4 separate regions of the Homo sapiens genome follow, and regions 1, 2 and 4 are each linked to region 3. Evidence: chromatin contacts called from ENCODE Hi-C or POLR2A ChIA-PET data. All regions are on one chromosome and are shown on one strand. The core of a region is the stretch at or near the end of the contact, and the rest is flanking DNA. Distances in the headings are between cores, read along the strand shown.

What was found. A loop is a pair of places that touch in the nucleus more often than their neighbours do. ChIA-PET counts read pairs that join two places held with the same protein, here RNA polymerase II (POLR2A). Pooled maps may share reads with other maps.
Region 1: a map with no recorded cell type shows a loop between it and region 3 (18-fold over the local background). The contact joins two enhancer-like sites. A Hi-C loop is called at or near these places in 2 of 37 single-sample maps with no recorded cell type and 3 of 50 pooled maps.
Region 2: a map with no recorded cell type shows a loop between it and region 3 (10-fold over the local background). The contact joins two enhancer-like sites. A Hi-C loop is called at or near these places in 3 of 37 single-sample maps with no recorded cell type and 3 of 50 pooled maps.
Region 4: a map with no recorded cell type shows a loop between it and region 3 (7-fold over the local background). The contact joins the promoter of TASOR2 here to the enhancer-like site in region 3. A Hi-C loop is called at or near these places in 3 of 37 single-sample maps with no recorded cell type and 3 of 50 pooled maps. POLR2A ChIA-PET finds 5 or more read pairs at or near these places in 1 of 52 experiments (activated T-cell).

Annotation. Positions count from the first base shown.
Region 1 is chr10:5,843,480-5,850,085 of GRCh38, forward strand. No RefSeq gene overlaps it. Among named protein-coding and RNA genes, the nearest start is that of TRV-TAC3-1, 7.0 kb to the right of the region's middle. RefSeq lists enhancers at 511-810, 2,425-2,474, 2,625-2,724. Within about 2 kb of position 1,609, at least 6 of the 41 ENCODE cell types and tissues checked have a DNase peak (open chromatin) inside an H3K27ac peak, as active enhancers do.
Region 2 is chr10:5,579,199-5,585,914 of GRCh38, forward strand. No RefSeq gene overlaps it. Among named protein-coding and RNA genes, the nearest start is that of LASTR, 14 kb to the right of the region's middle. RefSeq lists enhancers at 4,206-4,734, 5,341-6,540. Within about 2 kb of position 4,558, at least 7 of the 41 ENCODE cell types and tissues checked have a DNase peak (open chromatin) inside an H3K27ac peak, as active enhancers do.
Region 3 is chr10:6,925,529-6,932,206 of GRCh38, forward strand. All of the region lies in intron 3 of LOC105376387 (a long non-coding RNA gene), which reads right to left. Among named protein-coding and RNA genes, the nearest start is that of LINC00707, 150 kb to the left of the region's middle. RefSeq lists enhancers at 2,367-2,786, 2,518-2,607. Within about 2 kb of position 2,868, at least 13 of the 41 ENCODE cell types and tissues checked have a DNase peak (open chromatin) inside an H3K27ac peak, as active enhancers do.
Region 4 is chr10:5,682,135-5,688,448 of GRCh38, forward strand. TASOR2 (transcription activation suppressor family member 2) reads left to right here and starts at 2,704. Exons shown (of 22, transcript NM_001321783.2): 1 at 2,704-3,041. RefSeq lists enhancers at 2,258-2,497, 2,638-2,747, 3,368-3,547 and silencers at 2,798-3,057, 3,098-3,147.

The sequences.
Region 1 (6,606 bases), core at 359-2,858, 1.1 Mb before region 3:
TCTACTAAAAATACAAAAGAATTGGCCGGGTATGGCGGTGCGTGCCTGTAGTCTCAGCTACTCAAGAGGCCGAGGCGGGAGAATTGCTTGAACCCAGGAGGCGGAGGCTGCAGTTAGCCAAGATCGCACCACTGCACTCCAGCCTGGGCAACAGAGGGAGACTCTGTCTCAAACAAAACAAAACAAAACAAAAAACTGTAAGTCACTTATTTTAGCTATCTTTTTTGGGTAGTTTTATTTTAAAATCTAAGTCTTGGAACTTGTGATAAAGTTGAGCCTTACATATATTAAATTTTAAACCAGAACTGTATTTAGCTTTGTTTTAGCTTTGAAGAAGTTATCTATCTTTCACCATGGAAAGAGAAGCTGTACTATCAAAATAGCTCCTCCCCGCTCTCTGCTAAGTGAAAATGTGAAATCTCCCAGCTGACTACTTTCACCTGCATAAGTAATAATTTCCTTCTCTCCTTCTCTCTTCTCTCCTTTCTGTGTAGGGGGACAGAAGCCATATATATATATATATATATGCACATACAGTTTAGCTGTGTTTGGTAGTCAGAAAGACTAGTGACTAATTTCAGAGGAGATAAAATAAGAAGCTCTCATATCTTAAAAAAAAAAAGTCAAATGTGAGTCTTGATTGTCCTAGGAAACCCCCATTTTCAGGTCGGTGGTTTCTAATGATCTTCTCATCTTCCACGAAGCTTGGTCCAAAGGAGCCACATCGCTGAGGACTTTTGCTCTTCCCTCTTTGGAGACAGAAGCAAACAAAGAGACTATGATTTCCTTTTTTCTTGAGGGATCACCTTTTACAATATTTGCTCTAAATACATACTCCAAATCATAAACCTGAAACCAGGCACAGTGGCTCATGCCTGTAATCCCCACACTTTGGAAGGCTGAGGCGGGAGGATTCAGTGAGCTCAGGAGTTCAAGACTGTCCTGGGCAACACACGGAAACCCCGTCTCTACTAAAAATCAAAAAAATTAGCCACGTACAGTGGCATGCACCTGTAGTTCCAGCTACTAAGGAGGCTGAAGCAGGTGTATTGCTTGAGCCCCAGAAGTCGAGGATGCAGTGAGCTGTAATTGCACCACTGAACTCCAGCCTGGTCAACAGAGTGAGACACTGTCCCAAAAAAGAAAAATCATACACCTGGTCTAATTTTGATCAAAGGTTTTTTTGAGCCTTACTATAGGAATAGGCATTTCATTTGTTATATAACATATCATCGAAGATCTTTCCTTGCCAATCTGTCCAGGAGGACAATCTGTGTAGTCATTTGCCCTACGGCGACACAGGCAGCCTGAAACGTGCCTGGTGGAAATTCCTACACTACAGAATGGCATTTTGCTGCTTGCTGAAAATAACTTGTAAAGAAGAGCTGGTTCCAGATGTTTGTGGGTGAAACACGTTGAAAGCCATCTCCGAAAGCCTGCAAAATGATTTGCCTGCGAAGTGGACCACTTCGTCTTTGGGTGAAAAGAGGAAATTATTATTTACCCCTAAGGCCTGGGAAGAGTTTTTATTTCAGCTTGTCTCATTTTTGGATGCTGGCAGATGGGAAAAGCCAACAAAATAAATTGGCCGAGGTTGTTGCAATAGGTCACAAAGCTGGGGACATCTGATGGGTGAATTAATGTTACTGTCAGTTGCTTCTCTCTCCCTGACCACTCCTGTCACTTGGAAAAACACGGTAAAGATAAATTAACCCAGGCAGTGCGGAGCTGGCCATGGCCAATTTATAGTCACGTGAGCTCAGGGCCTGCTGCTGGCTCACTGCCATTTCAGCCTCCTTAGTAAGATCTTTTTTTTTTTTTTTTGAGACAGAGTCTCGCTCTGTCACCGAGTCTGGAGTGCACTGGTGTGATCTCGGCTCACTGCAATGTTTGCCTCCCAGGTTCAGGCAATTCTCCCATCTCAGCCTTCTGAGTAGCCGGGACTACAGGTGTGTGCCACCATGCCAGGCTAATTTTTGTATTTTTGATAGAGATGGGGTTACACCATGTTGTCCAGGCTGGTCTTGAACTCCTGAGCTCAGGCCATCCGCCCACCTCGGCCTCCCAAAGTGTTGGGATTATAGGTGTGAGCCACCTCACCCAGACTAGTTCTTTTTTTTTTTTTTTTTCTTTAATGGAGTCTCGCTCTGTGGCCCAGACTGGAGTGCAATGGCGCGATCTCAGCTCACTGCAACCTCCGTCTCCCGGGTTCAAGTGATTCTCCTGCCTCAGCCTCCTGAGTAGCAGGGATTACAGGCACCCATCACCATGCCTGGCTAATTTTTGTATTTTTAGTAGAGACAGGGTTTCACCATGTTGGCCAGGCTGGTCTAGAACTCCTGACCTCAGGTGATCCACCTGTCTCCGCCTCCCAAACTGCTGGGATTACAGGCATGAGCCACCACACCTGGCCTCTTTTTTTTTTTTTTAGACAGGGTCGTGCTCTGTCACTTGGGCTAGAGTGTAGTGACACAGTATCAGCTCAGTGCAACCTCCACCTCCTGGGCTCAAGCAATCCTCCCACCTCAGCCTCCCAAGTAGATGGAACTACAGGCAAGCCCCACACGCCTGGCTAATTTTTGTATTTTTTGCACAGACAGAGTTTCGCCATGTTGTGTAGGCTGGTCTTGAACTCCTGGGCTCAAGCGATCTGCTCGCCTCAGCCTCCCAAAGTGCTGGGATTACAGGTGTGAGCCACCGTGTCTGGCCAGCAAGTTCTTTTGTCATGGCAAAATGAAACCAAGTTGAAAACTGAAAAACAAAGCAGGGGGGAAGTGTGGTCCTTGCTGGTGGATTGTTCATTGTCATTAGCAACCCACTTTTGGTCCAGATTGATATCTGAACAGTAAAAGTGTCTGGTTATTATTGAACGGGTTGCTTTGTGTGCTGGAAAATGTGAGTCAGACCCCGGAGGGGAAATTCAGCCCCACTGAGAAGTCAAGCATGGTGTCAAGCCAATGAGAAAAGGTCAGTAAATTTCTAGACTTTTCTTTCACTGTACTATATTCAGGAAACTGGAATGGGAAGTTAAAATTCCAGCCTAGGCATAATCGTCACTGATATTTAAGAGACAGAAAGAAAATTTCCCAACTCTTTGAAGGAAGCTTTGCAAACACAGCCTGATCTCTTTATGTGGAAATGGTCCAGGTAACAGTGTGGACATTTGGAGAAGGTGACGCTCTGTTTACTAAGAGGGCAGGGGGCCAGGTGTATTTTAGGACCCTCATCTATGTGATCTCAGACAAGTTGCTGAGCTTTGCTGAGCCTCAACTGCATTGGATGGTTTTAGCTCTTAAATCTTTTTTTTTTTTTTTTTTTTTTGAGATGGAGTCTCACTTTGTCATCAAGCTGGAGTGTAGTGGCGCAATCTTGGCTCACTGGAACCTCCGCTTCTGGCCTTTAAGCAATCCTCCTGCCTCAGACTCCTGAGTAGTTGGGACTATAGGCACATGCCACCGCATCTGGCTAATTTTTGTATTTTTAGTAGGGACAGGGTTTCGCCATTTTGGCCAGGCCAGTCTTGAACTCCTGACCTCAGGTGATCCACTCACCTTGGCCTCCCAAAGTGCTGGGATTACAGCCATGAGCCACCTCGCCCGGCCTAGGTCTTAAATCTAAGATATAAAACAATCTGATACTATGGCTCCATGTTCCTATTGGGTAAACCAGGACTCCCCAGAAAGCCACGGAATTACCTTTAATGACAGATTACAAACAAAATAATACTACAGTAACAACTTGTCATCATGTACCTTCTGTGTGTGCCAGGCTTTCCTCTCACAGCCACATGGCAAGGTAGGTATTGTGACCTTTTTACAAGCAAGAAGATTGAAGGTAAGGGGCTAATCCACCTGGGCTGTGATTTATTTATTTATTATTATTTTTTGGATACAGGTTCTCACTCCTGTCGCCCCAGGCTGGAATGCAGTGGCACAATCTCAGCTCACTGCAGCCTTGACTTCCTGGGCTCAGGCAATCCTCCCTCCTTAGCCTCCTGAGTAGCTGGGACTACAAGCACGCACCACCATGCCTGGCAAATTTTTTTTTTTTTTTGAAACGGGGTGTTGCTCTGTCACCCAGGCTGGAGTGCAATGGTGTGATCTTGGCTCACTGCAACCTCTGCCTCCCAGGTTCAAGCAATTCTCCTGCCTCAGCCTCCCGAGTAGTTGGGATTACAGGCGCACACCACCATGCCCAGCTAATTTTTGTATTTTTAGTAGAGACAGGGTTTCACCATTTTGGCCAGACTGGTCTCGAACTCCTGACCTCAGGTGATCCCCCCACCTCAGCCTCCCAAAGTGCTGGGATTACAGGTGTGAGCCACCACACCTGGCCTAATTTAAAAATTTTTTGTAGAGACAGGGTCTCATTGTGTTGCCCAGGCTGATCTCGAGTTCCTGGGCTCAAGTGATCCTCCCTACTAGGCCTCCCATAGGATTATAGGCTTGAGCCACCATGATAGGCCACGCTGTGATTTAAACACAGAGCTCTCTGGTGTGGTCCATCCATTCTACCAACCTGTCCTTTACTGCCCAGAGCCCTGTGGCACACAGGAAAATAACATTTCTTTCTTCTTTCTTTTTTTTTTTTTTGAGACAGAGTCTCCCTCTGTCGCCCACACTGGAGTGCAATGGCGGGATCTCAGCTCACTGCAACCTCCGCCTCCCGGATTCAAGCAATTCTACTGCCTCAGCCTCCTGAGTAGCTGGGAATACAGGTGCATGCCACCACGCCCGGCTAATTTTGGTATTTTTAGTAGAGACGGAGTTTCACCATGTTGATCAGGCTGGTCTCGAACTCCTGACCTCGTGATCTGCCCACCTCGGCCTCCCAAAGTGCTGGGATTACAGGCGTGAGCCACCACGCTCGGCCTAGGAAGATGACATTTCTAGGCCCTCCCAGCATCTGGGTGGAGTCACACACCTAGTGTTGCTAATGGAACATGGCCAGAGTTGAGGCCATTGGCAGGCCTGCCCACAGAAGGGCTGTGTGACAGCTCCTGCTGTCTCTTTCCTCAGTTTGTGTGACTGGAAGCCAAGGAGTCCAAGCTGGTGACACTGCACAGCAGAAGGAGCCTGTGTCCTTGAGTTTACCGCTCAGCGGAAAACCATCTTGGTTCAGGGAAAACCCATGAACCAAGAACATCCACGTCAGACATTTCACAGACGAGAAATAAACATTTACTCTGGTAAGTTCCTGAGATTTTGAGGTTGATTCTTTCAGCAATGATTGAGAATCTGGGCTCCAAATTCAGTTTAACTCATTTTTTTTCCTGTGGTCAGCTAAGAAATAGAGTTCATTTATGCCCTTTCAGAAAGAGCCAAATTGCCACATGGATTAGCATCTCATCTAGGGTTGCCAGACTTAGCAAATAAAAATACAAGACAGGCCAGGTGCAGTGGCTCACACCTGTAATCCCCACACTTTGGGAGGCTGAAGTGGGCAGATCACTTGAGGCCAGGGGTTCGAGACCAGTCTGGCCAACACAGTGAAACCCCCATTTCTACTAAAAAACACAAAAATTAGCCAGGCGTGGTGGTGCACGTCTGTAATCCCAGCTACTCAGGAGGCTGAGGCAGGAGAATTGCTTGAACTCAGGAGGTGGAGGATGCAGTGAGCTGAGATTGTGACACTGCACTCCAGCCTGGGTGACAGAACGAGAGCCTGTCTCAAAAAAACGAAAACAAACAACAACAACAAAAATATAAGCCACCTAGTTCAACATGAATTCAGATAAGCCACAAATACTTTTTTAGAATAAATAGGTTTTGTGCAATTATTTGGGACATTACTGATAACAAGAAATAACTCATTGCTTACCTGAAATTCAAACATAACCAGGGGTCTGGCATCTTACTTGGCCAGCCAAGTTTCATGCTATCACATCCACATCTTGACTCTGCTCAGAAAGAGCTGCCCAACTTCTCCACCAATCAACTTCCTTCCATTCCTCAAGTCTTGGCCCTCATTCCACTTTCTCCAGGAAGACTTCCCTTCCAGCCTCGCCTTTCTAGCTCTCTGGTAGTCCTTATCACACTGCACTTGTCTTATGGTGATGCCAGTCTTGCTCTTCTTGTATTATTATTGTTGTTATTAATATTAGAGATAGAGCCTTGTTCTGTCTTCCAGGCTGGAATGCAGTGGTACAATCACAGCTCACTGCAGCCTCGACCTGGGTTCAAGCGATCCCCCCCGCTTCAGTCTCCTGAAGCTGGGACCACAGGTGTGCACCACCATGCCTGGCTGATTTTTTATTTCTTGTAGAGACAGAGTCTCCCTATGTTGCCCAGGCTGGTCTCAAACTCCTGGGTTCAAATAATCTTCTTTGAGCCTCAGCCTCCCAAATTGCTGGGATTACAGGTGTGAGCCATTGTGCCCAGCCCTGGCTCTTCTTGTTTTTGTTTGTTTGTTTTTTGAGATGGAGTTTTGCTCTTGTCACTGGAGTGCAATGGTGTGATATCGGCTCACTGCAACCTCCGCCCCCTGGGTTCAAGCAATTCTCCTGCCTTAGCCTCCCAAGTAGCTGGGATTACAGGCGCCCGTCACCACGCTCGGCTAATTTTTTTGTACTTTTAGTAGAGATGAGGTTTTGCCATGTTGGCCAGG
Region 2 (6,716 bases), core at 3,308-5,807, 1.3 Mb before region 3:
CAAAAAAAAAAAAGGGGGCCAGGCTTGTCGCTCATGCCTGTAATCCCAGCACTTGGGAGGCCAAGGCGGGTGGATTTCCTGAGGTCAGGAGTTCAAGACCAGCCTGGCCGACATGGTGAAACCCCTCTCTACTAAAAATACAAAAATTAGCCGGGCATGGTGGTGCACGCCTGTAACCCCAGCTACTCAGGAGGCTGAGGCAGCAGAATTGCTTGAACCAGGGAGGCAGAGGCTGCAGTGAGCCAAGATCATGCCACTGCACTCCAGCCTGGGCAACAAAGTGAGACTCCATCTCGAAAAAAAAAAAAAACATCCACACATCCGTGCACTCTTCTGTATCCGGCTTCTTTGGCTCGGTGCCATGTCTGCAGGATTCATCCATGTCTTTTTAGTTCTTTTCATTGTGGTGCAGGAGTCCGTTATGAGAATATAACAGAATTCGTTCATTCATTCTCTTTCTGATAGACGTTGCTTCCCGGTTTTCGCTATCATAAATAAAGCTGCTATGAACATTCTTGTACAGGTTGTTTGTAGACATATGCTTTCATTTCCTTTTGATAGATATCTTGCAGTGAGATGTCTGGGTCATAGGGTAGGTATTTGTTTAACTTTATAAGCACCAAACCCTTTTCCAAGGTGGTTACACCATCCTGTACTCCAACCAGCCACATATGAGAGAGTTCAGGTTGCCCCCTGTCCTTGCCAGCACTTGATGTCGTAAAGCTTCTTAAGTTTAGCCATTCTAGTGGGGGACGTAGTATTGCATTGTGGTTTTCATTTCATTGCTCTAAGAAGTAATAATGTTGAGCATCTTTTCATTTATTTATTGGCCAGTTGAAAATATATGTGTGTGTATATATATATATATATATTTTTTTTTTTTTTTGAAATAGAGTCTCACTCTGAGCCCAGGCTGCAGTACAGTGCCTCGGCTCACTGCAACCTCTGCCTCCTGAGTTCAAGTGATCCTCCCGCCTCAGCCTGCCAAGTAGCTGGGATTACCAGCATGTGCCACCACACCTGGCGAATTTTTGTATTTTTAGTAGAGACAGGGTTTCACTATGTTGGCCAAGCTGGTCTTGAACTCCTGACCTCAAGTGATCCGCCCACCACAGCCTTCCAAAGTGCTGAGATTACAAGTGTGAGCCACTGCCTCTGACCCTAATATATTTCTATAAAGAAATAAGGAGGGGCCATCAAGACTTTTGCCCATTTTTTAATTGGGCTGTTTGTGTTTTTATTATTAGGTTGTAGGAGTTCTTTATAAATTCTCATAAATCCTTTGTCAGACACAGGTTTTGCAAATGCAAATATTTTTCTGAGTCTGTGGCTTGTCCATTATGACGCTTGCTTTGATGAGCAGAAGTTTTTAATTTTTTTAACGTCTAATTCATTAACTGTTTATTTCATGGTTATTGTTTTCTGTATTCTAACAAAGAAATCTTTGTCTGCTCCTTGACCACAAAGATATTATCCTTCATTTCCCATTTTCTTCAAAAAGCTTTTATGGGTTTTGCTTTCATATTTGAGTTTATGACCAATCTTGACTTAATTTTGTGTATGGCGAGGGAATAGTCAAAGTTAATGTTTTTCCCATGGATATTCAGCTGTTCCAGAACCATTTTTTGGGGAGGGGATGTTTTGTTTGTTTGTTTGTTTGTTGTTTTTTGAGATGGAGTCTCTCTCTTGTTGCCCAGGCTGGAGTGCAATGGCGCAGTCTCAGCTCACTGCAACCTATGCCTCCCGGGTTCAAGTGATTCTCCTGCCTCAGCCTCCCAAGTAGCTGGGATTACAGGTGCCCCCATCCCCCGGCCTGGCTTATTTTTGTATTTTTAGTAGAGATGGGGTTTCACCATGTTGGCCAGGCTGGTCTCGAACTCCTGACCTCAGGTGATCCGCCTGCCTTGGCCTCCCAAAGTGCTGGGATTACAGGCATGATGAGCCACCACGCCTGACCACCACCACCATTTGTTGAAAAGGCCATCCTTTCCCTGTTGAATTGCTTTGATAATTTTGTCAACAGTCAATTGTTCATGTCAGTGTGGGTCTACTTCTGAGCTCCACTCATCTATTTGTCTATTCTTAGGTCAATACCACACTATTTAAATAGCTAGCTTTACAGTAAAACTTGATGTTAGGTAGTGTAAGCTCTCCAACTTTTTCTTCTTTTCCTAAATTGTTTTGCCTATTCTAAGTCTCTACATTTCCAAATTTTAAAATTCATTTGTCAATTTATATTTGTTTTAAATGAAAGCCTATTGGGATTGTGTTGAAGCCATACTTCAGCTTAGGGGGAACTGACATATTAATACTGAGTTGTCCAATCCATGAACATAGTATATCTTTCCATGTATTTACATCTTCTTTAATTTCTCTCAGCATCATCTTGTGTTTTCAGTATTGATATTGAATATTTCCCATCTTTTATTAATCTGTTGCTAATTATCTTATGTTTTTTGACACTATTGTAAATGGAATTGGTTTTTTAAATATCAGTTCCCAAATGTTTGGTGCTACTATATGAAAATACAATTGATTTTTGTATCTTGACCTTTCTTCAGAAGTGTTTTAATGGGATCTGAAAGAAGAAGTGAGAGAGGTTTAATGAATCAGCCTGTACCTGAACAGGAAGAGAGAAAATGAACAGAAAGGGAACTGACATGCATCGAGTTCTCTATCTGCAAAGCACTCTGCTGGAAATTTTTCATACTTAATTTTCACAGCAACCCTGTGAAGTTGGTTGTTATCCATGTTTTACAGATAAGGAAAGGAAGTGCTCCAGGACCCCACAGGTAGCAAGTGGCAGCCAGGATTCAACCAGAGCTTTTGAGCCCTAAACCCTGCATTCCTCTCGGTATACAGCGCTGCCACGATGCCGCAGAGCAATAGCATGTCAAGTGCTCGCAGGATGGATGCATAAAGAGGTGGCAGCTTACATCAAAGCCAGGTGACCTCCCGTCCAGCTCCTGCAGCCAGGAGGTGTGAGATCCCTGGTGGGCACATAGAGCTAAAGTTCTCCCACCTGTTCTTTCTAGGGCTTAAGCTGCCATGAGCCAATAGGCATGGATGGATGTGATATCCACAGCATGGTGAGCCATGGGCAACAGGGGCATGACCTAGTCCTGACCACACTGGGCCAGCACCAGGCCGGCCATGCCTCCCCAGAGCCTCCCTGGTCTGGGAAGTTTGTGGGCAGGATAGCAGAGCTGTGAGGATCAGTTCCACCTTGCAGATGAAAGAGTACCCTGAGGCCCAGACAGAACCCAAGTGCTGAGCCCGAGAAGCGAAAATCAGCACTTGGGCTTTGTTCCCCAAACCTCTCCTAACATGAGCATCACCGGGGGCAATTTTTCTAAAGCAGATTCCCAGATAACTTCCCCAGAGTTTCTGATTCAGTAGGTCTGAGATGCGGCTCAGGAATCTGTGCTCTAAGCTGCCGAGTGATTCTTCCAATCAGGATATTCTGAGAAACATGAAGTTACTGCTTCCTTAAGGGATTAGGGAAAAACCTGCAGATTGGATGGGAATGAAACAGACCTCCTACCAGAAGTGAGGTAAAGGTCGAAGCCTGTGCTCAGGCAAGCGAGCTGCGTGAGTACCTAAAATGTGTAGGGGATTCCCTCTTCGATGAGTAAAACGGCCAGAGCTCGGCTCTTAGGAAGGTTAACTCCTGAAATGTTGGGTGGGGTCAGGGAGGGACGCCATGGAGAAAAGGGCTTGGCTATGACTCTCAAAGCCTTCAAAGGAAAATGCCCCCCTCTGGCTCCCCAGGATATGGCAGCACAAGACGTCCAGTGGGTAACTGGAAAGAAACCGTCCCAGGGCTCGTCACAAATCACTGCCCAACCAATGAATCACAGGTTATCTAGACAGGCTGAATTCACCACCTTTGCCCATTGGCCGCTTAGGTGCTGAGGCCGCAGGATCTGCCAGCACAGGACCATCAGTTCCCTCCCGTGCCTTATTTACATTTCATTTTATTATTTTTTTAAATTTTATTTTAGAGACATGGGGACTTGTGTCGCGCAGGCTGGAGTGCGGTGGCACAATCACAGCTCACTGCAGCCTCCACCTCCTGAGCTCAAGAGAGCCTCCCACCTCAGCCTCCTGAGTAGCTAGATTACAGGCACGTGTCACCACCCCTGGCTAATTTTCTTTTAATCTTTTGAGGCTGATGTTCTGGTACGTGGGAAAGGAGAGGGAAAGGGGCTGCAGAAGAGAATGAGAGAAAGGGAGGAAGGAATTGAAGACATTCAAGTGTGAGTGGGGAAATGCATAAAAGAGAAAAGGCTACGCAGGGCCAAGTGGACCCCTGAAAACACAGACACAGAGCAGGCACATGCTGGTGGTGCATGGCAGGGCGCTGTGCTGGGGGCTGTCCCGGCCTGGAGAGGGGCAGAGGGATTGCAGTTGACATGTCAACAATCGCTCCTGAATGGCAAGCCCGAGCCCTCCCCTCCACTCCTTCACTCCTGAAGTCCGGTCAAGAGGCTCCAGGCTCTTTTTTGTTACCTTTTTCCGCACCACTGGTTGCCCTGGCAACAGCCGCAGCTGGCCCGTCTCCCAAATCACAAGCTGTAATGAGAATCTCAGGCAGGTTTGTTCTGCTCTGCTGGCTCGCAGACAATAGGTGGAACGCTGGCCCACAGCTGTGGTTTCAGAACCTGTCCCCGAGGATGCCCCGCAAGTAAGGGGAGGGAACAGGGTCTGGGAGGAAAGGTGAGAAAGGGCTCAGCTAAGAGAGAAGGCAGCGGAGGAAACAGGAATGTCCTGGAACTTCCCTACCACCACCTCTGGGACAAACCGGCTGGATGGGAGTGCACAGTGGATGGATCCATAGCTGAATACACAGCAGCACCTAAAGGAAGTGTCTGCCCAGCCCCCAGCCTGCGCCTGCGCCTCCACTGTTCTCACCCAGCGGCTTCAGTGAAAACACGCTGTCCAGATCCACAAATGACCCAAAGCTTCCAGGGAGAGCAAATGTGCTGCAGGCGACAGAGCTGGTATTCATAAAAGAGACCATATTCGATTGGAACAGTGGGCGGAAACTAATAATTTTGAGAAAGATATAGGAAAAGTTGGCTGAACAGAAATTGTCTCGAGAGGCCGGGCGCGGTAGCTCAGGCCTGTAATCCTAGCACTTTGGAAGGCTGAGGCAGGTGGATCACTTGAGGTTAGGAGTTTGAAACCAGCCTGACCGACATGGTAGAACCCCGTCTGTACTAAAAATACAAAAACAAATGGCCAGGCATGGTGGCGGGCACCTGTAATCCCAGCTACTTGGGAGGCTGAGGCAGGAGAATTGTTTGAACCCAGGAGGTGGAGGTTGCAGTGAGCCAAGATCACGCCACTTCACTCCAGCCAGAGCGAGACTCCGTCTCAAAAAAAAAAAAAGAAAAGAAAAAAGAAATTGTCTCGAGAGTCCAAATCACTCGCAAGCTCAGTGCACATCAACAGGGACGCAGCAGCTTAGAACACAGACGCAAGCGGGAGGCACGTGTGCCAGTGTGTCACTGCAGCCCATTCTTTGCCTGGTGGCTGAGCACCCCTCAGGTAAAGTGTATGGGGTCTTAGAAGTCAAGTTGGTGGATGCAGTTTGAATTCAGCTTCCAGTATTTAAAATGTTTGTAATTGTATAAATCAGAGGCTGTGTAATGTTGGGGTCAAAAGCAGGAATGCTGGAGCCAAACTAACTGGGTGTGAATCCCAGTGTTTATAAGCTGTGTATCCTTGAGGAAGTTACTTCACCTCTCTGAGTGTCAGTTGCCTCATCTATACAATGGAGGCAATAGCACTGCCTCCCTCCTAGGGTTTCAGTGAGAATTGAGTCAGTGACTCTAGGTAAAACACTCAGAAGAATGCCGGCACACCGAAAGTGCAAATTCTGGTTGCTAATGGTATTAGTGACTCAGCTGTTGCTTTCAAAAGGTTGATGAGTTGTTTTTGCCTGGAGGGCCCTGGACTCGGAATGCCTGGCCACCCTCAATACTCTCGAACCTAAACTCCTAGTCACCCTTGTATGGTCAGGCTGTGTCTGGCCACTCCCGACAGGAGGTGAGTAAGAGGGACCAATGACCCTCTCCCCAGAGCAGCCCGAGGCCACATGCACCAGCCCATGGTGCTCCTATGGCCCTTGGAGAGCCCCACTAAGGAAGGGCTGTCCCTCTGCTGGCTGGTCCGTGGGGACCCAGTATTCTGAGGACTCACAGCTGCTGAGGAAACACACTTCCACTACCAGCTTCACACCCAGCACGTGCGGGAGCCGTGGAAAGCCACCACCCTTGTCTCCCTTCCTTAGCTAGGAACCCTCTCTTCTTCTTCACTGGGTCTTGGGAAGACTGGAGAGGGCTTTACCCCCTGAGAATGGAACATTGTATAATCATCTACTTGTTCAGAGGAGAGAAATCCTACTCCAGCTCAATCTCTAGAAGAGATTTCTGTAGGCAGCCCAGCACTTCAGCTCAGACGCCATCGCACGCTGGGACCTTAGCCAAATCCTCTTGTTCTTAATTTCTCCCCATCAACACGAGAGTGTTGATTTCAGGGGAGCCTGGAAACTTCTCCATCCACCCAGACTTGTTGGAGAGGCGACTTGCACAGTGCTTTGCAGAAACACAGGTCTCTGTTTTCAGGAGTTGCTCTCGGGAAGGTGAAGCTGTGATCTTTGAAAGCTTTGTAAAGTTCCCTGCATTTCAGAATCACATTCTTTCCCATTT
Region 3 (6,678 bases), core at 1,618-4,117:
GACAATTTGCAGTGAGTATTTTCTGGCTCATAGTATGCCTGTTCAGCATGCAGATTTGTTTCATTTTATTTAACTTATGCCTTGCCTATTTGTTCTATTTCACTCATCTTTGAAAATTCTGGCCGGGAGCAGTGGCTCACACCTGTAATCCAGCACTTTGGGAGGCCAAGGAGGGTGGATCACTTGAAGTCAGGAGTTTGAGACCAGCCTAGTCAACATGGCGAAACCACCTCTACTAAAAATACAAATATTAGCCAGGTGTGGTGGCACGCACCTGTAATCCCAGCTACTTAGGAGGCAGAGTCAGGAGAATCACTTGAACCCAGGGGGCAGAGGTTGCAGTGAGCTGAGATGGCGCCACTGCACTCCAGCCTGGGTGACAGAGCGAGACTCTGTGTCAAAAAAAAAGAAAGGAAGGAAGGAAAGAAGGAAGGAAGGAAGGAAAGAAGAAAGAAAGAAAGAAAGAAAGAGAAAGAAAGAAAGAAAGAAAGAAAGAAAGAAAGAAAGAAAGAAAGAAAGAAAGAAAAGAAAGAAAAGAGAGAGAAAGAAAGAAAAAATCCAGTGACATTTATTTTACATCTATCATTTTCTTTCTAGGGCTTTTTCACTATATGTTACTATATTACTTTATTTTTCTCATTTCTATCCTTCAGGACTCTTTGTCTTTTTATCACGCCGTCGATTCTCTCTTGTGACCACTGGATTTCCTTTTCGTTTCTATGACGGTTTCGCTTTTTCTTCTATTTATTTTCTGAGTTCTCCTCATTCCTGTCTTATAACCTGCAGTTGTCTCTCGGCATTCTCCTGGAATTATTACATTTCCACTTTGTGGCATTCCTTCTTAGTAGTAATTGCTTCATTATGCTCCTTAAAATCTGGCAAAATGTTTGGTTGCAGTTCATCTTTGCTCAGTGGCACTGTTTTTAGGAGAATAATCCGTATCAGTTGGAAAGCTTTGCAGATCTTTTCCACATATTTATTCACAATAAATTTTCTTACTGTTTATCATTAAAAACTTGGTTTTTTATGACCCAGCTATTGGCAGACTAGTCCTATAGGCAGAGACAAAGCAGGGCAGTCCTGGCTTCACAGCAAAGGGCTTATTCCTTCACTGCCACAGAAACAGAATGCTCACTGTGAATATTGCTCTTCTGTGTGAGACTGGATTTCCATTTCTGGGGCCATCGTGACTTCTACCACCAGCTTTCCTTGTCCTGGCACAAGATATCCACTGTTGCAAATGAGAAATATAGCTCTTGTACTACCAGACTATCAGTTTTTGCATTTTTATGGATCTTCCTGAATTTTCCTTCTTATGAGTCCACTCATTACTCTCTGAGCTTCTGATTTTTCCTACTCTTTCCTACTGCTCTTCCTTCCATCTGCTTCTGCCTTATTTGGGGCTTTTGAAAGTCCCTACAGGTATTTTGAAGTCAGCATATCATCTGATTTCTAAATTTCATGGACAGTTGAATTTGCAGGACTTAGGAAATTCTTCTAGTTTTTTGTTTGTTTGTCTGCTTGCTTCTTTAGGAGAAGAAGGAGAAAACACTGATGGATATAGTCATGTTCATAAGAAGATCTCTTCCGAGTGTTTGATGCAACCTCTGCTTCCGCTATCCCATCTTCTCACACTCCCCTTTGTGCTAGTTCTTCTCATCTGCATGCAGCTTCTTTCCTGTCATTTGACCATCATGGAGAAGCTCTTTTTTCATGAACATTTTCCTTCTGAAAACCACATATGTCCCACTGTCAGTTTTGCACATCTATTTCATTATCAGACTTGAAAATGTATCCCTCTTATCCATTTCCTTACTTTATCAAAAATGTTGGAAATGAATAACATATGGAATGTACATTAACTTAGTTACCATCATTTTAGTTGTCCATCACCAGTACCTAATCATGATGGTTAGTTCATGGATGAATTTTCAACGAATATGCATGCAACAATGCTAGGTGTGTCAATGATGGTTCCTTGACTTAAATGAAGTATATGGTCTGCTTAAATCACCTGCCTTTTTCTGTGATCAACTAATTTAAATTAAGAAATGAAATAAAAAATTATAGCAGGGAGCCTTGAAGGTAGGTTGAAAACTGTCTGCTGAGTCAGTAGCTCTATTTTTATCCAAACAGACAAGAAGACAGCAAGCCCCTTGACTTGTGGTTTCCGTTCTCTCATTTCCTGTGTGCACCCACATGAACCATGTGCCCTCCCTGACTCCCTGCCTCCACGTCTAGAGAAGGAGGCGTGGGTCTTCTCTAATTCCCCTTGTGTGCTTGACTTGTTCCCCACCACCCAAGGGCTAAGGCTTAGGCACTGCGTTGAAAACTTCAGCACAGCAGGGAACCTCAGCCACTCTGTCTTCTATCCATCCTCCCTCATGTCTTCTCTGTACTCCTGTCTCTATCAGTTGGCACCTGGGCCTCCGCCTGCCTTCACCTCCTTGTCTCCATCCTTGCAATGAATGCCGTAGTATGACCACCTCTTCTTCTCCAGTGTAACTTCACTCTGGCACTATTTTCTGAAACTTGTGGACCCTCCATGCCACAGCTACCCTAAACCCACTCTCCTGAGAAGCCCCAGTTCCCAGAACGGAAGTCCAGGTCGGCCCTCGGCCGCCACACTTCCCTAAACAGCAGCTGCCTAAGAGTCTGTGAACCTGCACAATTTTCACTAGCAGTGTCTCAACAATTAGCCGGTGCCTCACAAGTGGGGCAGATGGTATAGCCAGGAATGAGAGTTTCATGTTTCTTCTGATTCACATGCATTCCTATCTAAAGGCTGTTTCCTTTTAGAGACAAACTAATTTTTTCTCTTTCGTCCTTTGCCTGGGCTTTATGTTTACTTCTACAAGCTGGCACTTCCGATGGTTTCTAGAGAGCTCATTGGTGCTCTCTCTCTCTCTAACACACACACACACACACACACACACACACACACACACACTATGTACACACCTCACAGGAAATGGAAACTTGTTCCCATTATGGGTCCTGAAACAAAGCTCTGTGGATATGCATGTGCTACTTAGATTTTCTATCCCAGGAAATGAGTTTAAATACCTACCTCCCCAACAAATTTTTTTTTCAGAGACAACAGACCTCGGAAGACAAGTGGAAGTTGAAACTCTCCTTGAATGCGGTTCTTGGGAGTTGGAAATCTCCATTGCCGTTGCTTCCCCATGGAAGGCTTTGCAGTGCTAAATGGCTTATCTCCATGACAACCAGAAGAGCTGGTTGTTGTTTTTTTTTTTTTTTTTTTCTGCTGGACATTTTTTTCTAGATTTTACTTCATATTTAAAATAATTAAAAGTGTTTATCTCAGTACACCACAACCAGTCATTTACTGGGCCAGTGTCAGGAGGCAGTTCACATCCGTTTGGGGTCCACTCAAACCACCTCCATGCTGTCGGCCTTCAAAGTTTCCAAGAGGTTTGGTTTCTCTTTGAAATCTGGCTTCTCACTTGCGCACTGTATAACTTTTAAACAGATTAATTTTTTTAGTTCCTTATATATAAGTTTTCTGCATGTAAAAATTTAAGATAATTTTATGTCAAGAAGAGCAGAGAAGATGTATTAGATAAAGTGTGAGAGACTGCCTGATAGAGCTGAACACATGGGAAGCATACAAAATATTCATCTCTCTGCTTATTCGTTTCCTTAGCAGAATATCTGGCTGCAGCTTACTGTAGCCATCCTGTCATCAGTTCCCAAACGGGAGGAATGCCATGGTCTCTTGACAGAGGCTCTCTTGCACTGTTGGAGGCAAGGGCCTGCTGTCCTGTCAGGTTGGCCCATTTATCCAGTTACTCGTGAAATATCTTGTTCTCTCAGAGAATCAACCGGCGGCTGTGTGCTGACTTCACAAAGAAAAATCCATTCTCTCACCAAGTAGTTGTCAAGCATAATAAAGAAAAACTGGCAGAATAATTGGGGTGGTTGCTGAGTCTAACTCAATATCGTATGAAAGAAAATATATGGAACAGTGGTGTTTAAAGAGAACTGCACACCTCTGTTTGTATGGCAGGCTCAAACACAGCCAGTCAGACGTATGTAGAGTCAAAGTGAGGAAGTGGAGGTCATTTAGACTACTGGTAGACCCAGAATTCGAGCCAAAACAGAAGCAGAAAACAGAAATAGATGCTTCAGGATCTGTCTCTCTGCCAAGCCAACCCAGCGATTCTCATCAGAAACCTCAACAAACAATTGGAAGAGAAACAGGTAGAAATTGTGGTTCAATTTTAAGGTATCATTGTGTTTATTTTGAAGCACTTTTTTCTTCAAGATGGAAATCATTTTAGTGTCTTATTTAGTTATAAATGTGATGAATACTTGCTGCAAAAACAATCAGAAGAAACAGTTTTATTGCTTTATTTAGTTAAAATGTGATGTAAAAACAACCAGAGGCTACAAAAAATAGAAAAAAGAAAAGAGAAAAAAGATGAAAGAAGGACAAGAATGAAAGAAAGGAAGAAAAAGATGAGAAGAAAACACGTGAAAGGGGTCATAGTATGCCACCCCAAAATATATTATTTTGGGACATTGATTATTTTGAGCTGTAGATGATCAAGAAACAGCAGATCCAGGAAGATTATTTAGAGCTGAAGATGATTGAGAAATAGCAGATCCAGGAAGAGCTGTCTCCCCACTTTCTATGTATATAAAAGTGGGGCATAAATTTTCTGTAAGAAAAGTACCCCCCAGGTGCCAGGAAGAGGAGAGAATTTTTGTCAGAGATGGGGAGTCGAAGCTGAGATGAATCCATACAAACAAGCCTACTAAAATTATATTTGCCTTCCATTAATTTTCCCTATGTATTTCTTAGTAACTGTCCCATGGTTTGCCTCCCCAAACCCAAACCCCTTTCTCCCTTGACTGTCCATGTCTCCATAATTTATTATTATCTGTTAAAATGATATATAGGTTCTTGTGCCTTTTCACCTCTTTGAATTCTCATTTCTTACATATGAAAGGCCCCATATACACATAAACACATTAGTATCAAATAACATTTGTATGCTTTCCCTCCTATTAACCTGTCTTTTGTCTATTTAATTCTCAGGACCAACCACAGAACCTAACAGGAGAGAGAAAAAGTCTTTCCTCCCCTATGGAAGGAAGGAAGGAGAATAAAAATAAAGCATGATTGGTAATACAGCCACTCAAGAGAAACACTGTCCATTGGCTTTTGATTACTGACCACAGTAATTTATATTCTCCAAAAAAAAACTAGTGAATGTGTTCAGCAATTAGCCCATTGGTGAAGGCATGGAGAGTCATGAGAGCTTGTTCCTTTCATGGAACAGTCTTTAAGTAGAACTATTGCGTACAGTACAAGAGGAGAGTTGTTCCTAGAAGTTAGGTCAGAAGATAGAAGTTAAGGGACAAGATAATAAAGGAATTTATCATCCTAAAGCTTTTGATTTTCTTTCCTCATCTGCTGGATGACACATAACGCAGAATTGGAATGTTCTAGAATGTTCAGAATTTAGAATGGTTCCAAGTTGTCAACCCAATTCTATAAAGACATGTGAGATACATAAGGGTACAGGAATAGATGCCTATTTTCACTGGCATTGTAATGTGTTAAAGTGTGGAAGAAGCTCCAGTTTTTGCACTTGAGTCACTGTGCAGATAGACCTGTCCATTGATATTCTAAGGAAAATGTTACCAATATGGGAGAATGGGCTCTGCTGTATCAGAAGGAGACAACATGGCGTGATGGTTAAGAATTGGACTCTGGGCCAGCCGTGGTGGCTCATGCCTGTAATCCCAGTACCTTAGGAGGCCATGGCAGGCAGATTATCTGAGGCCAGGAGTTCGAGACCAGCCTGGCCAACATGGTGAAAACCCATCTCTACTAAAAATACAAAAAATTAGCCAGGCATGGTGACGGGCACCTATAGTCCCAGCTACTTGGGAAGCTGAGCCACGAGAATCGCTTGAACCTGGGAGGTGGAGGTTGCAGTGAGCCAAGATCATGCCACCGTACCCCAGCCTGGAAACAAGAGCAAGACTCTATCTCAAAAAAAAAAAAAAAAAAAAAAAAGAATTAAACTCTGGAGTCAGATTTCTCAGGTTTATCCTAGCTCTGCCACTAGGCTCTCTGACCTTGAGAAAAAGGTAGCCTTTTAATATATCAATTTGGGCAAACATAAAATAGGGAAAATCGCAATCCATCCCTTTTAATATTAGAAAGTGGTGGCTGTGCAGTGGCTCACACCTGTAATCCGAGCACTTTAGGAGGCTGAGATGGGAGGATGGCTTGAGCTCAGATGTTCAAGACCAGCCTGGGCAACAAAGTGAGACCTTGTCTCTACAAAAAAAAATTAAAAATTAACCAAGTGTGGTGGTGCATGCCTGTGGTCCCAGCTACATGGGAGGCTGAGCCAGGAGGATTGTTTGAGCCCCAAAGGTGAAGGCTGCAGTGAGCCATGATCAAGCCATTGCACTCCAGCCTGGGCAACAGAGTGAGACCCTGTCAAAAAAAAAAAAAAAAAAAAAGAATATGGTGTAAGTAAATTAACATAAAACACTCAAAACCATGCCTGGCACATGGTAAGTCCCATATAAATGTTAGTTATTCTTAACTCTGTCCTCACCATCTTTGCATCAAGGTTGGAAGAATTATTAACCACTTTCTGTCTCGCTAAGCACATTTTATATGCTGGCATG
Region 4 (6,314 bases), core at 1,454-3,953, 1.2 Mb before region 3:
CTGTGTCATGTCTGCTGATATTCTATCAGCCAAAAGACCTCTCTTAGACCAAGCCCAACGTCAATGAAGTAGAGAAGGAAACTTGGCCAACCGTGGGGAATAAGGGCATAAATATTTGCAGAAACAAAAATCTAAATTATCATGTCTAGCATTCCAAAATCCCAATCCTAGGTTTTCATCCAACAGAAATGAGTGCCCATGTACACCAAGAGATGTAAATGAGAATGATCACAAAAGTATTATTTATAATAGCCAAGAACTGGACACAGCCCAAATGTCCATCAATAATACAATGGGTAAAGCAAATGTGTTACATTCACGCCTACATATACAGCAATGAAAACGAAAGAACAAGTACACCCAAAAACACAGTGAGTCTCACAAGCAGGCACAAAATTATTCACTTTATATACAGTTCAAACCACAAGCAAACTAAATGATAAAGTTTCAGGGTGCATATTTAGTTGGCAAACTTACTTTTAAAAGCAAAGAAGAGAGTACCATGGAAGTCAGAATAGTGCTTAGGCTAGGGAAGAGGGATGGGGTACTGGCAATGTTCTATTTCTTGATGGGGGTGTTGGTTTCATGAATATTTGCCTTGTGATAAATCATGGAGTTGTACATTCCGGTTTTGTGCACTATTAAAATGTTGTTGTACTTCACTCTCTACTTCCACAGTCAGCCTTCTTCTGTTCTTGAATAGGTTTCATTTCACTTCTCAAGTCCTTTGCACTTGCTTTCCCTTCTGCCTGGAAAGCTCTTCCTCCACGTATTCCAAGCTTTGGTTCTATCAGTTTTGATCTTTAGGGTTTGACCTCAGATGTGCCCATTTCAGTAAGATCTTGTAGCTCCACTACTTCTGCCCTTGGCCTCCAGCCCCCAGTCCCATCCACTAGCATTTCCAGTGAGTTTTCACAGCATGTATTGTTATCTGAGATTCTATTTTCTTGTCGTGGTGATTTACCTGTGTTTGTCACTCACCTCTGGAATAAATTCCATTATAGGCAGGGTCCTTATCTAGCTTGTTCATGATTGTAAAACCAGTGTCTATTACAGCACCTGGTTACAGTAAACAGTAAACACAATGACTGAATCTCTTGGTATTACCAGCACAGTGCTTGACTCATGATACATGTTCATTAGCACTTAATCTCTCTCATTGGTACAGTCATATGTCACTTAATGTTTCAGTTAACAACAGACCACATATCCAACAGTGATCTTATATGATTATAATAGAGCTGAAGAGTTCTATTGCCTAGTGATGTCGTAGCCATCTTAATTTCGTACAGCAACACATTACTCATATGTTTGTGGTGATGCTGGTGTAAATGAATCTACTGCACTGCCAGTCATATAAAAGTACAGCACACATGGCCAGGCGCAGTGGCTCCACCGTAATCCCAGCCCCCCAGTGGGACAAAATGGAGGTGAAGACAATGATGTTGATGATCCTGACCCTGTGTAGGCCCAGGTTAATGTGTGTTTGTGTCTTAGTTTTTAACAAAAAAGTTTAAAAAGTAAATTAAAAAAATTTTTAAATAGAAAAAAACTTACAGATTAAGGATATAAAGAAAATATTTGTGTACAATGTGTTTGTTTTAAGCTAAGTGTTATTACAAAAGAGTCTTAAAAAGTTTTTTAAAAGTTTTAAAAAGTTAAAAAGTTACAGTAAGCTAAGGTTAATTATGAAAAAATTTAAAAAAATAAATTCAGTGTAGCTTAGGTGTACAGTGTTTATAAAGTCTACAAGAGTGTACAGTAATGTCCCAGACCTTCACATTCTCATTGCTCACTCACAGACTCACCCAGAGCAACTCCCAGTACTGCAAGGTCCATTCGTGAGAATGCCTTACACAGGTGTACCATTATTTTTCATACTGTATTTTTATTGTACCTTTTCTATGTCTAGATATGCTTATACAAATACTTACCATTGTGTTATAATTGTCCACAGTATTCAGTACAATAACATATAGCATGGGTTTGTAGCCAGGAGTAATGGGCTATGGCTTATGGTGTAAGTATGTAGTAGGTTATGCTTCTAGGTTTCTGTGATGTTCACTCAAGGACCAAATTGCCTAATGAGGCATCTCTCTCATAAGGTGTCCCTACAGTTAAATGATGTTTGCATGACTATTTATCATGGGCAAGGGTAAACCTGAATTTATTGATGGTCACCTTAGCTCTCTGTGCATGTGTTATAAATTTCTAGAGATGCTTTCCTAGGGGGTAACAGCCACACCTACTATATGGATTAAAACAAGGGCAAAATTTCCAAAATGTCGCATTCGGGCCAGACAAATAAACTGTTCTTGCAGCAGCACCTGGGGAATGAAACGCTGAGAAGGGAGAAGGCGCCCGAAGGCGACCACGTGGGCCACAGCCACAGCACTGTAGGTCAGCCGAGAGAGCGTCTCCCGCCTCTTCCCAAGGGCATCTTCCGCCTCCTGTCAAGGGTCGGCAACGCGAGACACCACGCGCTCGTTGGGATCGGCCGCCTAATCAGGAGCGAGCTGTGGCCTTACGCCTGCGCAGAGGGGAGACGCGAGCGCCGCGTGGACGCTGACCTCGGTCCGCGCCTGCGCCTTGGTTTCTTCCCGGCGATTGGTTCCCATCTCTGAGGGAGACGCCTCACTTCAGTTTTCACTTTCTTTTTTTGCCCCCCCCTCCCCTTTTCTTTTCCTTTGGCCGCGAGGTTTTGCTTCCGGTTGCTAGCGCCGGTCAGAGAGAAAGTCGGCATGTTCTCGCAGGCTGCCGGGCGTCCCGGGGTTGCCTCTTGCCCGTGACCCTGACGGGAGACAGAGCGCGGGCGGCCGCGGCGTCCCTGTCAGCGCCCGCGGCGAGGACCCCGGGGCTGGGGCGGACGGCGTGCCCCTGAGGGGGGTCCCCGCGGGAGCGCGGAGCCGGCGACTGGTGCTTCCCACGTGCGCCGGTGTCGCGAGGGCCCGGGAGGACGCAGAGCACGGCCGGGAGAAGCATGGGAAGGAGGCCGAGCCGGGATCTCAGGTCCTCGGGGGCGGCGGCCACGCCAAGGACGGGTAAGTCCCTCCTCGGCCTGGGCGCCCGGGAACCCTGCGAGGAGGACGGCGGGTCCCCGAGGCCGAGCGCTCGGGCAGCTGCCGGGGCTTGGCTGCGAGGGTCGACGCGTTCTCCTTGCCTTTTGCCGCGCTCCGGGTGAGGGGGTGGGAGGGGTCGGCGCCTTCTAGATGACTCAACCTTCTGTCCTGCGCTACAACCTGTGGCCGCGCTCGGTGTCGCCGGCAGGGAGATCCTAACCGTGTCATCTTGCCCCTTTCTGAGGCGTTTCGTTTGCGTCGCCTGTCAGGGGACAGCTGCGTCCTCAGGGATATGCTGATAAGTTCTTGGCTGAAGTTTCCGTCTTCGGGTTTGCACCGGCTGGGAAATCATTTCCTGCGGGTTCTGCGTGAAGCCTGCTGCTACTCGAGACTTCATGGCAATGCGCCACCTTTTCTTTTTAGGGTAAAACAGGTCTCTCCGAAGGGAGGGTCATTTCAGCAGCAAGCGCAAGCCGCGTTGGGATAACTTGGTGCGAGCAACACAGAAGTTTGTCTGAAGGCGGCGCCAAGCAGCGTTTCGTGGGAGAACTGGGTTGATGACTGAAATTTTGAGGAAGATTACTTTGGGAATTCTCAAGTTTCTCTTAGTCGCTTCTTGTCTATTTGAAATCTGTAACTTTAAACAAACCACGCTTACTCTTCCTTATTCTCCCTGTAAGGTACAATTAGAATAGAAAAGTTTATGAAAGTGTATCCAAAACTTAAATATGTGGCGTACAAGTGTATGGTATTATTGGAATGGCATTCGCGATCCTAGAGTCTACAGTGTTCCCTGAATAAAACTAGGGGTGAGCCTGGCGGTAATCCTGCCTAGGAGGTTTATAGCAAAGCAGTGTCCCCTAACGGTGCAAGAATACCCTTCTGTCGAAAAACTGCCTTATAGGAATGGGTGACTGTATGCGGTATGTCCTGTACTGTACATCAATAAATAACTAAGCCAGGCCAGAAAAAGGGTGACAAAAGGTCCACAATTATGTTAAGGAAGACCAAGACGGTATATTTGAAGTTTTGTGTATACAGAACATTTGCCCAAATGTAACTAATTTTTTTAAAGGGAGATTATAAGCATCTCCTGTGGTCCAAACATAGTTGTTAAAATGGGTTAAAATCGGTGAAGTGCCTAAGAACTTGACTGAGACATGGTGTTTGTTAAATACAGTATACTATCTATTCAGTAAAAATAGATCAATATGGCATGTATTTATCAAGTGAATTTCATTTTTCTGTTGGTAGACATTCAAGTTATTTTCAAGATATCCCTATAACTGACAATACTGCAGTGATTATCTCTTGCTGTTATAAACAGTGCTTCAGGTGGTCATGATAGTATTTCTGTAGAATTGACTCCTTATGAGAGTGCTGGATAACCATGTTGCTAAATTGCCCTGAAATGATTGTACCTTTTTATGTTCACTCGCTCAAAAGATGTGTTTTTATCTCCATGCTAGCCAGCACTGGATGATAATGGTATTTTTAAAATATCTTAGCCACCTAGTAATTGAAAGTAACATTCTGTTTTAATTTTTATCTTCCTTGGTGAATACAAAAGTTAAATCTTTTTAGGCAGGTCATATCATTTGCTGATGTTTTTATTGAGTCTGAGCTCTCTTTTCTTTCGCCCATGTAACTATTACTGTAGCATTTTAATTATCATAGTTTTATAATATATTTTGGTACTTTCTTTTGAAAAAGAGCTTTGGGTTTTTCTTTTGCATTTTTTCTTCCAGAAGAAATTAAAACTATCTTTTTAAGTCCTATAGAAAATCTTGGGATATTGTTTGTGATGGTGTTGAATATATAATCTGAGAAGAGACATTTATTTGAGTTTTTCCTTCTAAGAGAATATGTACATCTCCCTTTTCTTTAAAAATTTTTTATTGTGAAATATGTCATTAATATGTACTGACAAAGCGTATCTGTGTAATAAATATGCTTTTTGTCAGTACATGTTAATGGTATATTTCATAACAAAAATTAATAAAAGCTTTAGAAACTTTAGTTAGTTTGGAAACCTTTTGTGTGTTTCTACCCCAGGAGGAATGCGTTCCCTGCCCCCCGTTACCCTGGCCATTATTAATTTTGTGTTAATTATTCCCTTGCCTTTTTAAACAGTTTTATCACCTATATAGATATCCTTAACTAGCATTGTTTACTCTTACCTGTTTTTGAACTTTATTTAAATAAAGTCATTCTGTATTCTATGAGTTACTTTTGTTAAACATTGTTTCTGAGATTCACTCATGTTAAAGCACGTGCCTATAGTTTAGCAATTTAGAAACTTTATTCCCAGGACCCCTCTACACTTTTTAAGAACCATTGAGGGGGCCAGGTACGGTGGCCCACGCCTGTAATCCCAGCACTTTGGGAGGCCAAGGCAGGTGGATCACTTGAGGTCAGGAGTTAGGGACCAGCCTGGCCAACATGGTGAAACACCATCTCTACTAAAAATACAAAAATTAGCCAGGTGTGGTGGCAGGTGCAGGTAGTCCCAGCTACTCGGGAGGCCGAGACAAGAGAATCACTTGAACCTGGGAGACAGGTTGCAGTGAGCCAAGGTTGTGTCACTCTACGGCAGCCTGGGTGACAGAGTGAGACTCCGTCTCAAAAGACTGCTGAAGATCCCAAAGATCTTTTGTTTATTGGATTATATCAATTGATAATTACCGTATTAGATATTAAAACTGATAAATTTGAAATGTATGTTTATTTATTGGTACCTTTAAATATAATAACCCATTACATCTTAACATATTTTATCTCCCCAAAATTAGTGACAAGAATGGGATTTTTGTACATTTTTGCAAATACGCTGAAGGTCTCCTTTAATGACTAGAGTCTCATCTGCTTTTGTATTCATTGTGTTGCCATGTATTATTTTGGTTGAAGTGCATGAAGAAAATCCAGCGTCATTCAGCTGAGTAGTTAGAAAAGAGATGAATATTTTAATAATCTTTTCAGATGATTATGTTCTTTTTTGATACTCATCAAAACCTAACAGTTTTGTGTTTTTGTTTCTGTTTTGTTTTTTAGGACAGTGTCTTGCTCTGTCGCCCAGGCTAGAGTGCAGTGATGTGATCATAGCTCACTACAGCCTCCAACTCCTGGGTTCAAACAATCCTGCCTCAGCCTCCTGAGTAACTAGGGCTACAGGCACACACCACCAGGCCCAGCTAATTTTTAATTTTTTTTTTTTTTTTTTTTTTTTTGTAGAGACAGTATTGCTATGTTGCCCAA